2 separate regions of the Mus musculus genome follow, and region 2 is linked to region 1. Evidence: chromatin loops called from intact Hi-C (ENCODE). Cell type or tissue: left cerebral cortex. All regions are shown on one strand. Each heading gives the region's core, and the rest is flanking DNA. Links, peaks and the distances in the headings are about the cores only.

Region 1 (7,649 bases), core at 2,409-6,408:
CCTTGCCTTCCACTGGAAACCAACTTAAATGGATAGAAAGGTGAGATTCCAAATCAGCAAAATCATAGATGAGTCCTTTCCAGACCTCGTGAAATCATCAGCTAATGACATGGTTTGGCAAAAGGGGCAATAGGAATCAACTAGTTGTTTACTGGAAAAACTTAGCTAAGCGTGGTTATTTTTTAATATGAAAAATATGTGGCTATCCCAGTTACTCATGAATGCTGGAAAAAATCACTAAAAGCACTTCTAAGAGAGTCAGATCAGACAGCAGGAGTAGAAGACAGGGCATGTTTGTGACCCTAGGATAGACCTGCAGGGGATTGAGGAGCAAATACTGAAGGTAGCTTTTATGGCTAGGTTAGAGAAGGATAAAACAGCCTCTAAAAACTACAGATACTGTAGGCAACTGGACCAAAGGAAAATGATCTTGGGCTGTAGAGACCCAGTGAGCAATCAGGGCATAATTCTGTGAATGAGCATAGCACTTCAGTTTATGCTCACTGCAGGTTATAGCTTGCCCCAGGTTACATTCAAGGACCAGGACTTTTGTTGAGGGAGCAAAGGCTGAAAATAGCCACACTTGGGCTCAGGCCAGCATCTGCTGCTATGTACATTTGGTTGGATTGCCACCACAAAGTGCTAAGGAGTCAGTTTCTTTTCAACAGTTTCTCTCACAGGCTAAAGTACAAGAGCAGGGTGAAGGTGTGGCCAGGCTGCAAACCTCAGAAGGGTGTGTTCCCAGCCACTCTTTGATGAGCACCAGCCTTCTCCCTGTTCTTCACATGGCCTTTCCTTAGTAACCATCAGTGTCCAATTTGTCTTCTCTTAGGGTTGCCAATCCTATAGGTTATCCCTCCTCCCCAACATCTCAGCTCAGCTTAACAAATCCTCCAAGGACCTGTATCCAACGCTGGAGTATCTAGGGATCACCTGGAGTTCAAGATTAGCCTCTCTCTGAAACAAAATTAAAACAAGGCAAAGAACCTTCGAGGTGCTTGGAGTTAGGACAGCAACATGAATTTTGAGTTAATTACTTTCTACATTTTACTGGAAATTTACTTAGCTCTTCTGAGACATCTTCTTCTTCTTAAATAAGATAGGGACTGCAGATAGTAGTGTGATGAGAATATATCAACTACAACCACAGCTAATGCTAATGTAGCAGAATACCATGAGCAGACAGTTCTAAGGCAATGGATGGCCTGGGAACTTGGAAGGCTATCCCAGCCCAGCCATGCCTGTGATTTCAGAACAGTCTCTGTCCTTCACAAGCTTGTTCTTGACTCCTGCTGCAGCATGGCTTTGAACAGAGGCTATCTCTCCATCTGGTCATTATCTCTCAGTCAGAAAGACATGACAGCTGACTATAAAAAATAGTTTGAATTACTTAAGAAAATTTTTGTTTTAGGAAATTGAAACAGAATGGTAGCAAAAGAGGATAAGTTTACATATATTACATTTCTTAGGCCCTGGTAACCTCTTGTGTTAATCATTCTTTTAACACAGCCATTTCCATTGAACCTTTCTCAGCATTAAATCAGGGACTTGATGCTAGGTTGAGAGATGTCAGCAGAGGGCAGCAGAGTGCCAGGTACCTGGGCTATGTGGGCTGACACCTACAAGAGAAAAAACAAAACAAAACAAAAAACCAGAAAAACCATCTCTACAGGGGAGGCACTCTGCATGTCCTCCTGGAAGCATGAAGAACTCCAATGCTGCATATTGTTGCAGACAGGAGCCATTAGCTTAGACAAGAAGGAGGCAGAGACCACACTGGAGGGTAGCAGTGGCTTATGCAGCCATCTAATAGAAGCCCAAGAAAGTTAGTTTTGAAACTGGGGAAGGGCTAGTATAGCTCGTAAAAATGACCAAATGACAGCCAGGCATGCTGCTCCAATGACAACCCATCCTAGAGAAGAATGTTTTGGAGTTTCTAAGTTGTGTTGGATTGAAGAGATTAGACAGGTCTTTTAAAGATACTTGTCAAGCACATTGGAACAGCAGGTGTTGGTGAGACAATAACTCAGGGCTATTCATGAGATCATCAGACACAAATGAAGACAGGTGGGCTCTAAGCATATGAATGAGGACAGAGAGGAGACAAGCCATTGAAAGGTTTGCAGAGGTCAGAAGGAAGACAAAACACCTACTCTGGACAGCCGCATGGGAAGCACTGTTATAGTGCCAATATACAGGTCTTCAAAAGCACAGAGATCCAAGGTTTGGCTCCTAGCTGCTGAGTCTGTTCCTTGAGAGACTGACTGGTCCAAAAGGCTCAGTGAATTATTGATGGAGTTCTGATTTGAGGATTTAGGAGCTTTAGACTGGTCAGTGGAGATGGCTTACAGGGTGGGAGGGTAGCTTTGCAGGGTCTCTTGCTCTGGCCCTTTTTTGTCTGGCTTTGTGTTTCTTGGATACCATGAGATACACAGTTGCACATCATGATTCTCCTGATTCTACAATGCTCTGTCTCATCTCAGTCCCTAAGCAAAGGCTTGGCTGACTGTGGCCTGATGCCTTGGAAAATATGAGCCCAAAGGCATCCTTTTTTCTCATTTCCCAACTCTAGCTACAACGTGTCTTTAGGCGGGAGGGAGTAATCAGAGGAAAGCTTATATACAGTAGTAGCTCATGCTTCGAATAACAGAACTCAGGAAGCAGGAGGATTGCCATGTAGTGCAAGCCTGCACTACAGTGTGAGACTCTATGAGAGAGAGAGAGAGAGAGAGAGAGAGAGAGAGAGAGAGAGAGAGAGAGAGAGAGAGAGAGGACATTCTGAATCATATGTACTTATGACACCTTGAGCCCCACTTGAGCCCTAGGAAGAGGCAGCAGGGCCTCTGCAGCTTCCTTCCACACGCACAGGGCAATTTTAGATCTACTGGCTGAATGGTTGATTGCTAGGTAGGTGGTGAGACAGAGGTTTTCAAATTCTGTTTGCCAATAATTTGAGGGAAACTTTTTCCCCCTGCAATGTGGTACTTTTGAGTCATCTTTTGTTTGAAATTATCTAAAAAGGTCAATTATGCAGCCCTGAGAATTAGCAAATCACAGGTATGTTTATTTTTGGAATAGAAATTCAGAATTGTAGAATGCATGAGGAGATTTGCTGGGAGCCAGGGTTTCTGGCACCCCAGATAGCCTGTTGGAGGATTTGTTTATCTTGCAAGTTCTCAAGGGAAGCCACGATTTCTAGTCTAGGGACTATACACTGAGAGTCACTGTGATAAAGGGGTCCTCCCTGTTCACTGGGTACATGGACATGCTTATTCTCTTTTTAACTCAGGCTTTAGTTATTCATGGAACCCCTGGACAGCATTAGACACACTGATATGTACCTGCCTTCCTCATGTCTGGTTGACTACTTTGGCCTGGGTATCAGTGGATTCCTAAATAAATAAGACACTACAGTTGAATGCCATTAGCTGGCTAGCCATGTACTGGCTACAGAGAGTCCTGTTTACAGAGAGTCTCAGAAACTGTGGGTTCAGATTCATGAGTCACCCTGCTGATGTTGAAAGCTTTTGAGAGTCAGCATAATTAGAAGCACCTAGTGAGGATATAAGCTTCACAGTCAGACATGGCTCATAAGCAATAGGCAGGGGTATCTAGGATCAGTGACTTGGCAGCAAAGTACAGAAATGGTTGAGACTTTGAAGGAATATATTGGTTTTCCAGAGTGAGGAGAAAACTGAAGAGCTGAACTTGAAATTATAAATTGGCAGCATAATAAAGTACTCAGAGACTTTTAGATGACTACTCATCTTCTCTTTTGTAAGACTATTTTTGTGCCCAGTGTCCATGAATGTTTTGAAAGACCCTGTTCTGGGGTTGTTAGGTGGCTCAGTGGTTAAGAGCCCTTGCTGTTTTTGCAGAAGACCAGGGTCAATTTCCAGCATCCACAACAGCTGCAATACCTGCAACTCCAGCTCCAAAGGATCTGATGCCATCTTTTGGACTCCCTAGGCACCTGCTACCATGTACACATATGCCTACACTACACTTCATTATACTACACTACACTACACACACACACACATTTCAAATCAAATTTTAAAAGTCTTTTAAAGGTCCTACTCATAGCATGCTGAACGTATTAGCCTCATTTTATAAGATATAAAATCTGAAGCATAGAGGACTTGAAATCACTTACTTTAACTCACACAACTAAGCACTGGGCAAAAAAGTATTTGAATTCAGAGATTCAAGAACTATGTGTCCAAGTGGGACAGTACAACAACACAGTGCAGCATGATGTTATTTATTGATTTCACACATGTGTGCCCCACACACATTTGGATTCATTATAGAATTGCAGTTACAAGGTGTTTCAAATGATCTCTAGGAATCTGTGGCTCATTAAGTTCTTTGGCCTGTGGCCACTGAGTGCAGCAGCCATGAGGAGGGAGGCACAATTAGTGCCCCTTGCCACATCCGGGTGCTCTGGTGTCACTGGAGTTGGCATTGAGGCAAATGTACATCCCAGCTCTGAAGCTCATTCTTGGATGGTGTCACTGGCCTTGTGTTCTAGGCCCCGGTTCTGTTCAAGAAGCAGCCTCTGCTCAAGTACTAAGCAGGAGCTGATCGCTGGTTTTTATGAAGAAAGAGCCTGGGAGCTGTGATCCTGAGAGCATCTCTCCCACGTTCCTTCTGTACAGAAGGGAGACCAGGTCCTATGAGCAGTGAATAAGGCCTGCTGACACTGCCATATGTCATGTGACAGAGAGCAGATGTGTGAAAGTCCACTGCAGGGGTATGCACTAACCTGCATGGTGAAAAAGGAGAGGACCCTGATGGGGGTAGCTTAGCAGGCATACATTCCGAGCAACCTCAGGCTTAGATTCCTTCTCCTCGCCTGCCCTCTAGTGGTACTTCTGAATACACAGTCTGTTGTCAAAGCCCAGCAGACATTTCCACAAACTTAGTTTTGAGGTCACTGTTGATTGCCCTGACGTTTTCTGGGTGATTAAGTATATTTTATTTGTTGTGTAGAAGAGAAAAATGGGCTTGCAATTCTTTTCTGACCAAAGTATTTCATTTCTGCTCAATAAATCATTTCTTAAACTTAATTATGAGATGCTTAATAGTACCACTTTGGAATACAGACAGTTATAAATTTTTTTATCTAGAACGGAAAATCAGAACAAGCAATAACGTGGATATTATTTTAAAATACAAGTCATTAGTTGCTTTGGTAGAAAATGCTAAAAAAGGAAACAAAACAAAAGAAAACAAACAAACACAAAGATTGGGATTTGGAAACGTCTTGAACTGACCTCAGAAGGTGGGGACTCGGGCAGGTTGGCTTCTATTCTCAGGTAGCACAGAGTGGTGTTTGGAATTAATGAACTCCAGCAGTAATGAAGGAAGTGCTGCTTTTTGCTACATCATTTCTGTGACCATGAGCTTTCCTGCTTTCCTGTGCATCATGAGTTTGTATAAAATCACTGTGGCTTCTCTACAGAATCAAGCAAGCATGGCTCATACTCTTCCTTAGCTTCCTGCTTCCCTAATACACACTGTATCTACTGGGCTAACAAGGGCTCATTTCTCCTCTAAAACTCTAATCTGGCAAACATTTGCCCTGATGAGTGAAGCATTCCACTATGTAAAAGTCAAACACAAAATTACAAGCAACAAAATGACACTTCAAATCAACATAATGCATCTTCAAGCCCCACTGATAATTACAAATTAAAACAGAATAGAAAGTTACATTTATTTGTTGGCAAGGTTAACTGAGTATTCAAATGCCAATATGCCATTAGTGTTTCTTGTCAACACAAAGGATAACTGAGCATAGTTGCTTGATTAAGCAATGTGTACTAAATGCTTAAACCTCTCAGTTGAAAAGTGATTTTTAAATATTGCTTATGCTACTCACAAATGTAGTTGAAATTCTTGAAAATCACTAGTAGGTTAGAGAAACAATTTGATGCTTTGATTCAACAGGCAGTGAACACTTATTGCAGGACACATGATTTGGCCTTATCTGGACTGCTGTGCTCACTTTCCAGCCCTGTATGTAAGATGTTTAGGAGCAGGGTGAAAAACAATGAAGTATCATGAGGTTCCTTGTAAAATTGGATCAATCAGACGGTGTGTTGCTTTGCTGGTTACCATGGATTTTCCCAATGCTCTATTCCAGAAATTTGTGGCTTCTTTAGCAGAAAAAGCTGAGAGGAAGCTGCCTGTTTTCTGTTTCCTGTTATAATAGAATTTTATAATAAAGGGAGAACTAAAAGACATCTACCTTATGAGAGAAACCTAAGGCACAAAAAAAGGTCGTGATGTTTCTGAGACCAGAGCTAGGAAGAGAGAAAATAAATCACAAGGCTTCTGATCTTCTCTTCCCAGTGCATTGGCTTAAAACCATAAAGACTTTCCAGCCATAACCAGAATGCAATGTCATCTTGTGAGCAACAATTAAACCAACATTCTTCAATAGTACCTTTAAATTTGGTCTTTTTGCATGAGGCCCTTATGTGGGATGTGTGGACCCACTCGCTGGGCTGCTTGGTCACCACACTTGTGACAGCACTGAGAACTCAGCTGGAACTTGCTACAAAGCCCACTTAAAACTGACTTTAATAAACTCGTAATCCTGCCTCCACTTGAACACTCACAGAACACATCTTGTCATAGTTTATTAGTAGCAAAGTCTTCTTTGTATATCCAGAAGATAGATGAATGTATGCTACAAATGTTTTACTTTGATAATTTTATGATTATCTTATAATGAGTTCATAGCAGGCAGGATTTTTTAGAAGAAAAACAATCAAACTGATCAGTTCAGTATCTGTACCTAATAGTATTAATCTGATTGTTAAAGATCAAACTTGAATAGAGGCATAACTAGTCACTCCACATGAGGTTATATCTGTAAGATCAAAACTGAAAAATGAGAAAAAATAGAATTAAAAAATAACAGGTTTGTGTAAATGCTCCAAATATAGAGAAACTGTCAGTCTATCCCGGATGCTGTAATGAAATCCTGAGTGCTTTATGAAGACAAAGATGTATTTCTCAGAGGTTTGGACCTGGGGAAGTCAAAGTTGTAGCTGTCCATGTCTGGTGAGGACAAACCTGGTGGTCATAGATGACATCTGTTTGCTTTGTCTTTATACACCTCAGAAGGCATGGGATCTCCCTCGGACCTATTTTGCAAAGACTCTTTGAGTGTTCTGATTTCATGACCTAAGCACAGTCCAGAGGCCCCTTGTAATACCATCCCTGGGGACTAGGGTTTCAATAGATGAATCTGGAATGACAGGCCTACACAAACCCTCTGACTGTAGCAGAGGTCTACTTGATAGTTTTGTCTGCACTTTTAGATCTATAAATCCTCATCCTGTCAAGGATGAATTCCCAGACATTAGACTCAGAAGCACTATGCTGCGTTCCAAGTGGATAGACACATCCTGTGGACCAATAGTGATAAACTATGGGCTTGGGCATGCACAGGACTCGAGAAGCCCCAGTGTGACCATAGGTAATGCGTGAAATTGGATATGTGCTATTTTTATTTGTTTTTCACTTTCCTTTTGAAAAATTGCCTTAAAATGCAAATACAACAATAACAACCCCCCCCTCACCTGCCATAAAACTGAAGGCATAAATATTGGAGAGTGGAAAGGGAAAAGGAG
Region 2 (7,649 bases), core at 2,259-6,258, 320 kb before region 1:
GCCCCTCCTTATGTCTTCCCCATTGTGTCACTTTATGTGGTAAGTGGTATACCTGGATCACAGGGTTGTACTGAGCAGTAAATCATATGAATGGCATGAACACCTACCTGTTTTATAGGAAGTCTCAGCAAATGTCGGCTCACTTTCCCTCTCTTCTGGCTTTTAGGGTTCTGATTGTTAGCCAGAACTAGAACCCATTTGTGCAATCCCCGAGAAATGGAGATTCAGGGCCACTGATTCAAAATCAACTAAGAGTTTCAAGATGGTGCCAGAAGAGAAATAACCAACCTTCAGGCCATAGCACACACAGCCAGCCCCACCATGAGACCACCTGAAACCTTCCATTCTGTAGCCTTCTGACTATACAAGGTCCCTATACCTAAAGCTCTTCTTTGCCTACTTGTAAAATTATTTTTAAAAAATAATGTTTTTTTTACGGGGTTGTGGAAATCTAGTAGCAAAATTTTAGAAAAGAATAAACACATTTTATTTATAAGTGTACACATTGTTAGTTTGTGTTTTGATAAGAAAGTACAAGAATAAAACTAACTCCAGTTTCACTAATAATGCAAATATTATTCTGTAGTAATATTAACACTATGATATAATTTGTTTTACAGAAAAAAATTATATTGTTTCTGAGTCTTTTAAACCTGTGCTCTCCCCCCACCCCAGTATATTTTTTATGTCTTACTATTTTATGAAATGCTTTTAACATCATATTTTCAAAGTTGCCTTGAGGTCCATCTTCCCAAATCCTTCTGACTTCAGATATCTGTCCAGCAAGTACCTGGGGGTAAATGCAGGGTTTCCGTTTCTGTGTGTGTCTCTGTCCTCTGACTGTATGTCTCTGTCTTTCTGTCTGTCTATCGCTGTCCTCTGTCTGTTTCTGTCATCTCTGTCTCTGTCTCTCCCCCTCCTCTGTGTGTGTGCACACTTGAGCATGTGTGTGTGTGAACATGTGTGTGTGTGTGTGTGTGTGTGTATGTATGTGTGCATTTAAATCATTTTATCAGAAAAAAAACCCTGTTTTTCCTATGATATATGCCATGTAAGAGAAATATACCCATATGGAATATGCTTATGAGTCAATAGCACAGCCAGTGTCCAAAATACAAATCAAAGACACAGTCTAAACCACAAGTCTCAACCAACAAAATAAAATGATTGATGGTTTCTTTAAATATTAAGCCCATTGATGCTTGCCAAAAACCCCTTGGCTAGCTGAGAACTTCAGACTGCATTTTCAACTGGAGTTTGAAATTTTCTCATTCAGCACTGACGTTTGAGAGACAGGACAAGCCTCCAACAAAGGAGGATGAGGTGCCAGATGGTTCCCATCTGTATCTCCATGTTCACACAATGCAACCCACCTTCCCTAATCAGAAGGCTGCCTGGCCCATGGAAAATGAACACCCAGTGTTTTTAAAGAAGCATAATTGCCCCTTCCAAACCATAGATGTATAAATATTAATGAACACAATCTGGTTCTAAGCAAATTTAGCATGAACTTTCAGCAACCCTCTCTTGACAACTTCCTCCCATTTTAACTGAATCAAGCTCTTCAGTTCTGTGATTAAAAATAGCAATCTCTGTGTGCTGGCTCTGTGACTGAGGAAAACCTCTCCCTTCCAGTTAGTAACCAGTTAACATGGTTCACACGATTGCATGACTTTTATAACCAAAAAGGGGCCTCGGCTTGAATGGGTATTTAGCAAGTGTGACTAGTGAGACAATGATACGAAAAAGATAAGGTGAGAATGGATGATTGTTTTACCCTGCCTACTTCCAAAAGGACAGAGGATTTAGAGAATTTGCTGAACAGTCTTAAGAGAGAGTTATTTAGACATAAAATTTCACCTGCATAACGGCTTAAGCACAAGCTGAACAAAAACAACAGCAGAGAAGCCAAAGTAGGCAGAAGAGATTCTACAAGATTTGAGCCATACAAAAAGAACTATAGCAACTAAGGAAGGCTGAGAGCCTGAGAATTAGTCTTCCCCAGGGAAGACACACCCAGTGGCTATCTAATACCAAAGGGGCACCCTTAAGGTCATACACATATAAGTAACATGATACAAAATGAGATAGTACTATTAGAAATATACATATATGCTTGCAATGGCAACTAATGAAAAGAAAAGATCAAGAATGTAAAAGAGCAGGAGAGGTACATGGGGCGGGAAGAAAGGGGAAATGATGTGATATAATTATATTTTAATCTAAAAAAAAAAACAAAAAATGTCTTTAAGAAAGAGAGGTGTTTGTACTCACTGATAAGTGGATATTAGCCCAGAAACTTAGGATACCCAAGATATAAGATACAACTTGCCAAACGCATGAAATTCATGAAGAATGAAGACCAAAGTGTGGACACTCTACCCTTTCTTAGAAATGGGAACAGGACACCCATGGAAGGAGTTACAGAGATAAAATTTGGAGCTGTGACGAAAGGATGGACCATCTAGTGATTGCCATATGCAGGGATCCATCCCATAATCAGCTTCCAAATGCTGACACCACTGCATACACTAGCAAGATTTTGCTGAAAGGACCCAGATATAGCTCTCTCTTGTGAGACTATGCCGGGGCCTAGCAAACACAGAGGTGGATGATCACAGTCAGCTATTGGATGGGTCACACGGCCCCCAATGGAGGAGCTAGAGAAATTACCCAAGGAGCTAAAGGGAACTGCAACCCTATAGGTGGAACAACAATATGAACTAACCAGTACCCCGGAGCTCTTGTCTCTAGCTGCATGTGTATCAAAAGATGGCCTAGTCGGTCATCACTGCAAAGAGAGGCCCATTGGACTTGCGGACTTTGTATGCCCCAGTACAGGGGGACGCCAGGGCCAGGAAGGGGGAGTGGGTGGGTAGGGGATTGGGGGGGTGGGTGTGGGGGACCTTTGAGATAGCATTGAAAATGTGGACAAGGAAAATACCTAATTTAAAAAAAAAGAGAGGTGTTAAACAATTTTTTGTTTTATTTTTTGTTTGTTTGTTTTTTGTTTTTGTCTTTTTTTTTTTGAGACAGGGTTTCTCTGTATAGCCCTGGCTGTCCTGGAACTCACTTTGTAGACCAGGCTGGCCTCGAACTCAGAAATCTGCCTCCCTCTGCCTCCCGAGTGCTGGGATTAAAGGCGTGCGCCACCATGCCCGGTCAATTTTTATATCCTATTTTAACCTTGCAACAAACTAACAAGGAATCATGGTAGTTTAAATAACTAATATCCAGAAGAATAAATTATAGATATTTTGGGGAAATATTTTAACTCGAATTACAACTGAATATTAGAACCTCTATAGTCATGAGATTTAGTTGGTTTTCTTGAGTTGTGAAGTGTTCTGCCCCACAAATGCCAAGAACAGATTTAAATGTGAAAAGCACACTATTTCCCTTCTTTCCTTTCAGCTCAAATAAGGAAGGTTCACATTTTCTCTCTAGCTCCTTTGTCTTCTGCCAGGTGAAGCGCTGCAAACTCCAAAAGGAATAAAGGACCATGCCACATTCTTATCATGGATCCCTGCAGATTCAAGTGACCATAATCATAAAGCAAAACATGTCAACATAGTCAAAGGTAATATGTTAACCCTCCCACCCCCCAAATCCATATGTTCAGTTGCCCTCTCTCATATATGAAGTGAATTAATCTCCTTCCCTTTCATTCTTGGTTTCCTTCTCAATCTGCCAGCAAACAAGGCTTTGTTGAGCCTCTGCTGTGTGCTCAGTTTGGGACAGACAATAAAGAGTAATACCACAGACTGAGTTGCTGGTTTGGGGCCTCAATTGGGCTCCAGAGCCATCTATAAGATGTTAAAGAGAGTCTTCATCCATGACAGTGGATCTATACAAAGTCCACTGGTATTGCTAGCACAGGGATCAGACCCACCCCACTGTCCCAGTTCCTCTTAAAGAGGACCATTTGCTAGCACCATCAGCAGTGCTGGCATTTGTCCCAGGCTCATCTTTACCAGGTCTCAACATGCCTTTTGAACTTTCCCAGCCCAATTTGGTTGTCATCATAATGATTAAATGTCAGGATAACATCAATAAAGCTGCAAAAGACAGTGAGCTAAAGATTTCTGTCAAAGTGCTGAGTATAACAAAATGAACATATCAACATGCCTTTTGGATTTTCCCAGCCCAATTTGGTTGGTTACATGAAGGGCAAAAAGAACAAGAACGACTGGACAGAGGGACAGCCTAGGCCAGACACTAGCACATGACAAAGAGGAAGGAAAATGTGTTTTTTCCTCCTTGTTTCTTTTGAAGAATGATTTTCAAATAGCAAAGAAGAGAGCTTAAGAAAGATAGATAAGTCTTTGCAAGGAGCAGATTGGAAATGAGCACCTAAAATGCATTCAAACTTCTGGGACCAGATGCATGAGCTCTCTGGCTCTTTTTGTATAGAGAAAAGCATACTTTATCCTGACAATCAAATGAGAGATCTGGCACAGTGAGAGATTAATGTGGATATAGAAAGCAGTGTCATTCCCATAGAAACCACAAAGAAATCACATTCCACGTATGTTACAAATGCTATGAAAGGGAAGTGATGAAGTTACTCAGAGCTGGAAGGAGACTTAACTAAGCATATAATACTTAACGAGAGATAAAACACACACTTTGCATTTCATTTCAGTTTATTTACTGAAGCTTTTATTACAGTTCAAATATACAGTATCCCTCATAAGTTCATGTGGTGGCGTGATTATGAAAGCTGTAGATACTTTAGCAGGTATAGCCTAGCTGAAGTACATAGGTCACAGGAATTGTGCCTTTGAAGACTTTATGAGGTTCCTGGCCCCTTCATTTCTCTAGTGCACAGCCTATTCCTGCATGTGGAGCTAATGCATGACATTCTGTCTCACTAAATGCACAGGAACAATGGAGCTTGCCAAGACAACCTCTTGAAACTGTGAGCCTCCCAAATCCTCCCACCCATAAACTGTTCTCTCAATATAATGGTCAGAGCTAAATACACACACATCTGACTGAATCGTATAGCAATAACATAATATGACTCTTTTATTAAGGGACTTGGTATTGTCCTCCTACATATCTTTGGGGTTAGAGGGTAGAATATGTCCTGAATGATGAATAATGAGTCAATAGACTGAACAATTATTAATTAACTAATTAGTTAATTAACTAATCAAGGTTAATTAGTACACAATGTATGGATAGATGGCACATATCTCTCTCTTGTCTCGATATTATTGATAAGATGGAGATAGGGAAGATTGTAAAATGGTTGTGGGTAGCTGACATATTAAATGTTTTCAGAATATCTGAGTAGGAGGGCAAAAATCAATAAAATTTAGAGCTATAAAAAACTACATTCTCAGTAAAAATGTAATTAGAAAGTGCAGAATGTGGTCTACAGGACACCTAGGTGACAGCAGTTGCAAGGTACAACACTTTTAGTTAATAAAGTGATACAAAGAAAAAAATGAAATGATATGAAAAATACAGAAAGAAAACTGGACACACTTTTTGTCTCTATCATCTGAGAGAACTTCTTAATGTATTAGTATGAGCTATGGAAAAAATATGACAAGCAAGAGATGCACCAGTTTGTCTATTACTGATCTCTGGGACCCTAAGGAGCTGGTAGGGTTGGGAGCAAAGGGACTATGCAGTAAAAGAGAAAGGATGAGGAATTGGGGGGAAAGACAGGAACAGGAAAGCAGTAGTGACCCAGGAGGAGACAGATTATTTCATGACACATAGTATAAATCCCAAAGGCAATCTCATAGAGAACACTGTGCCACCCACCTCAGCACGCAGCACAGCACGCTAGTGTAGTCATTTTCCACACAAGAATCATAAAATCAGATCCCAACCTCTTGTCAAATGAGACCCAAATCATTTTCACTTATGCTGAGACAAAACCTTAAAACCCATAGAAGAAAGTTGAGCATAAGGTAGAGAATTTCTTAAGGAAAATTTACAAATTACAGCTGTAAAAGAAGTTGTTAAGATTAATTATACTATAATAAATCTGGGCAGGCAGGAACCCACAAGGAAAGGTGTTGACAACTGCCCTGCAGTAAGGGAGGTGTTTGCCCAAGAATACAACATCCACATTTACAAGTGTGGACTTCTATTTGCATACACCTTAATCACTCAAACATCCACAACTTACCTTTGAAGTGGGGCTCCACAAGCATGAAGCCATCCATATCAGTCCTAACAAAGCTGTCTAGACCAAGGGAATAAAGAATGCCCATACTGTTGTACAGAATCACCATGAGAATGAAGGTTCTTTAAGCTATTGATATTTGCCCTCTAGCTAGGCCATACCTCCTAATTATTTTAAAGATGTATTTATTTGTGTGTGTGTGTGTGTGTGTGTGTGTGTGTATGTGTGTGTGTGTGTGTGCCTGTATGAGATTACATGTACCTCATGCATGCAGATGTCCATGGAGGTTTTATGACATTGGAGCTCCTAGAACTGGAGTTACAGGCAGTTCTGACCCTCTTGAAGGGAATGCTGAAACCCAAGGCAGGAACCTCTACAAAAACAGTAAGCACTCCTATCTGCCTAGACATCTCCGCCAGTCCCATCTACTTAAAATTTTATAAACAATTACAAATTGTATCTTGCCGTTAGTTTTGAAAGTCATAAAAATTTCCCAAACATAACAAAATAACAGGTTTTGTTTAAATAAAATAACTTAGAAATATTATAAAGTAGTAAGCTACAAAATTAGAAGGCAACACTTAAAATGGACAAATTAGTTTGTTTGTCTATCTCCTTCCCTCCTTCTCTGTTTCCCTCAACACACTCCTACACTACTATGAATGGGAAGAAACCTGTACAAGGATATGAACAATAATTCACAAAACAGGAAACACAATGTAAAAACAGTAAGTATATCTACCCTTATTAGAAAGCATACTAACAACTAAGACACACTCTGAATGAATAAAACAGCCCTAAAAGATAGAAAGGACTCTGAACAGCAGAGCTCTATTGGCCTGCTAGAGAGAGTGTGAACTATATTAACTTCTTTGAAAATTAATTTTGAATTACCTAACAAAGGATATATTTATCCTCTGATTCACCAAATCTACTCCAAAAGACATTTATTCACATACACAGAAGAGCAACTGGTCTACCTTCACAATAGACCCTAGTATATACATGGTGAGTGGACACCTGCTTTCAATACTGGATATGTACCTTTTAGAAATTTAAATGTGACTAAAAATGAAAGTTGCAGAAGAGCATGTACAGAATGTTTCCAACAGTGTACAGTCCAAAGACAAGCTATATTAAGGAACAGGAAATCTATCAACATAATCCAACATATACACAAACTGAAAGAAAACCACATGATCATCTCATAGACAATGAAAAAGCCTTTGACAAAATCCAACACCACTTTATCTTAAAAGTCTTGGAGAGATCAGTAATACATGGTACATACCTAAACACAATAAAGGCAATATACAGCAAGCCAATAGCCAATATCAAATTAAATGGATACAAACTTAAATTGATTCCACTAAAATCTGAGACAAGGCTATTAACTGTCTTACCATCTCTTCAATATAGTACTTGAAGTCCTAGCTAGAGCAATAAGACAGCTAAAGGAGACCAAGGGAATACAAATTGGAAAGGAAGAAGACAAAGTACT

What was found. Peaks named below come from ENCODE experiments on the same cell type or tissue, not always from the same donor. Only the 100,000 strongest peaks of a DNase experiment are listed, where the experiment ranks them.
Region 2: it touches region 1 in a loop (2.3-fold over the local background); 2 of 42 quality-filtered maps call a loop at or near these places.

What each region holds. Positions count from the first base shown.
Region 1 is chr14:17,400,098-17,407,746 of GRCm38, reverse strand. It overlaps Gm32121 (a long non-coding RNA gene), which reads left to right. Exons shown (of 3, transcript XR_383103.1): 1 at 1-40. Among named protein-coding and RNA genes, the nearest start is that of Gm32121, 3.9 kb to the left of the region's middle. In left cerebral cortex, for the core only: a CTCF peak has its summit at 4,868 (motif pointing left); DNase peaks (open chromatin) are centred at 3,547 and 4,801.
Region 2 is chr14:17,716,806-17,724,454 of GRCm38, reverse strand. All of the region lies in intron 1 of Thrb (thyroid hormone receptor beta), which reads right to left. Among named protein-coding and RNA genes, the nearest start is that of Thrb, 60 kb to the right of the region's middle. In left cerebral cortex, for the core only: no CTCF peak of the experiment used is centred there; a DNase peak (open chromatin) is centred at 4,467.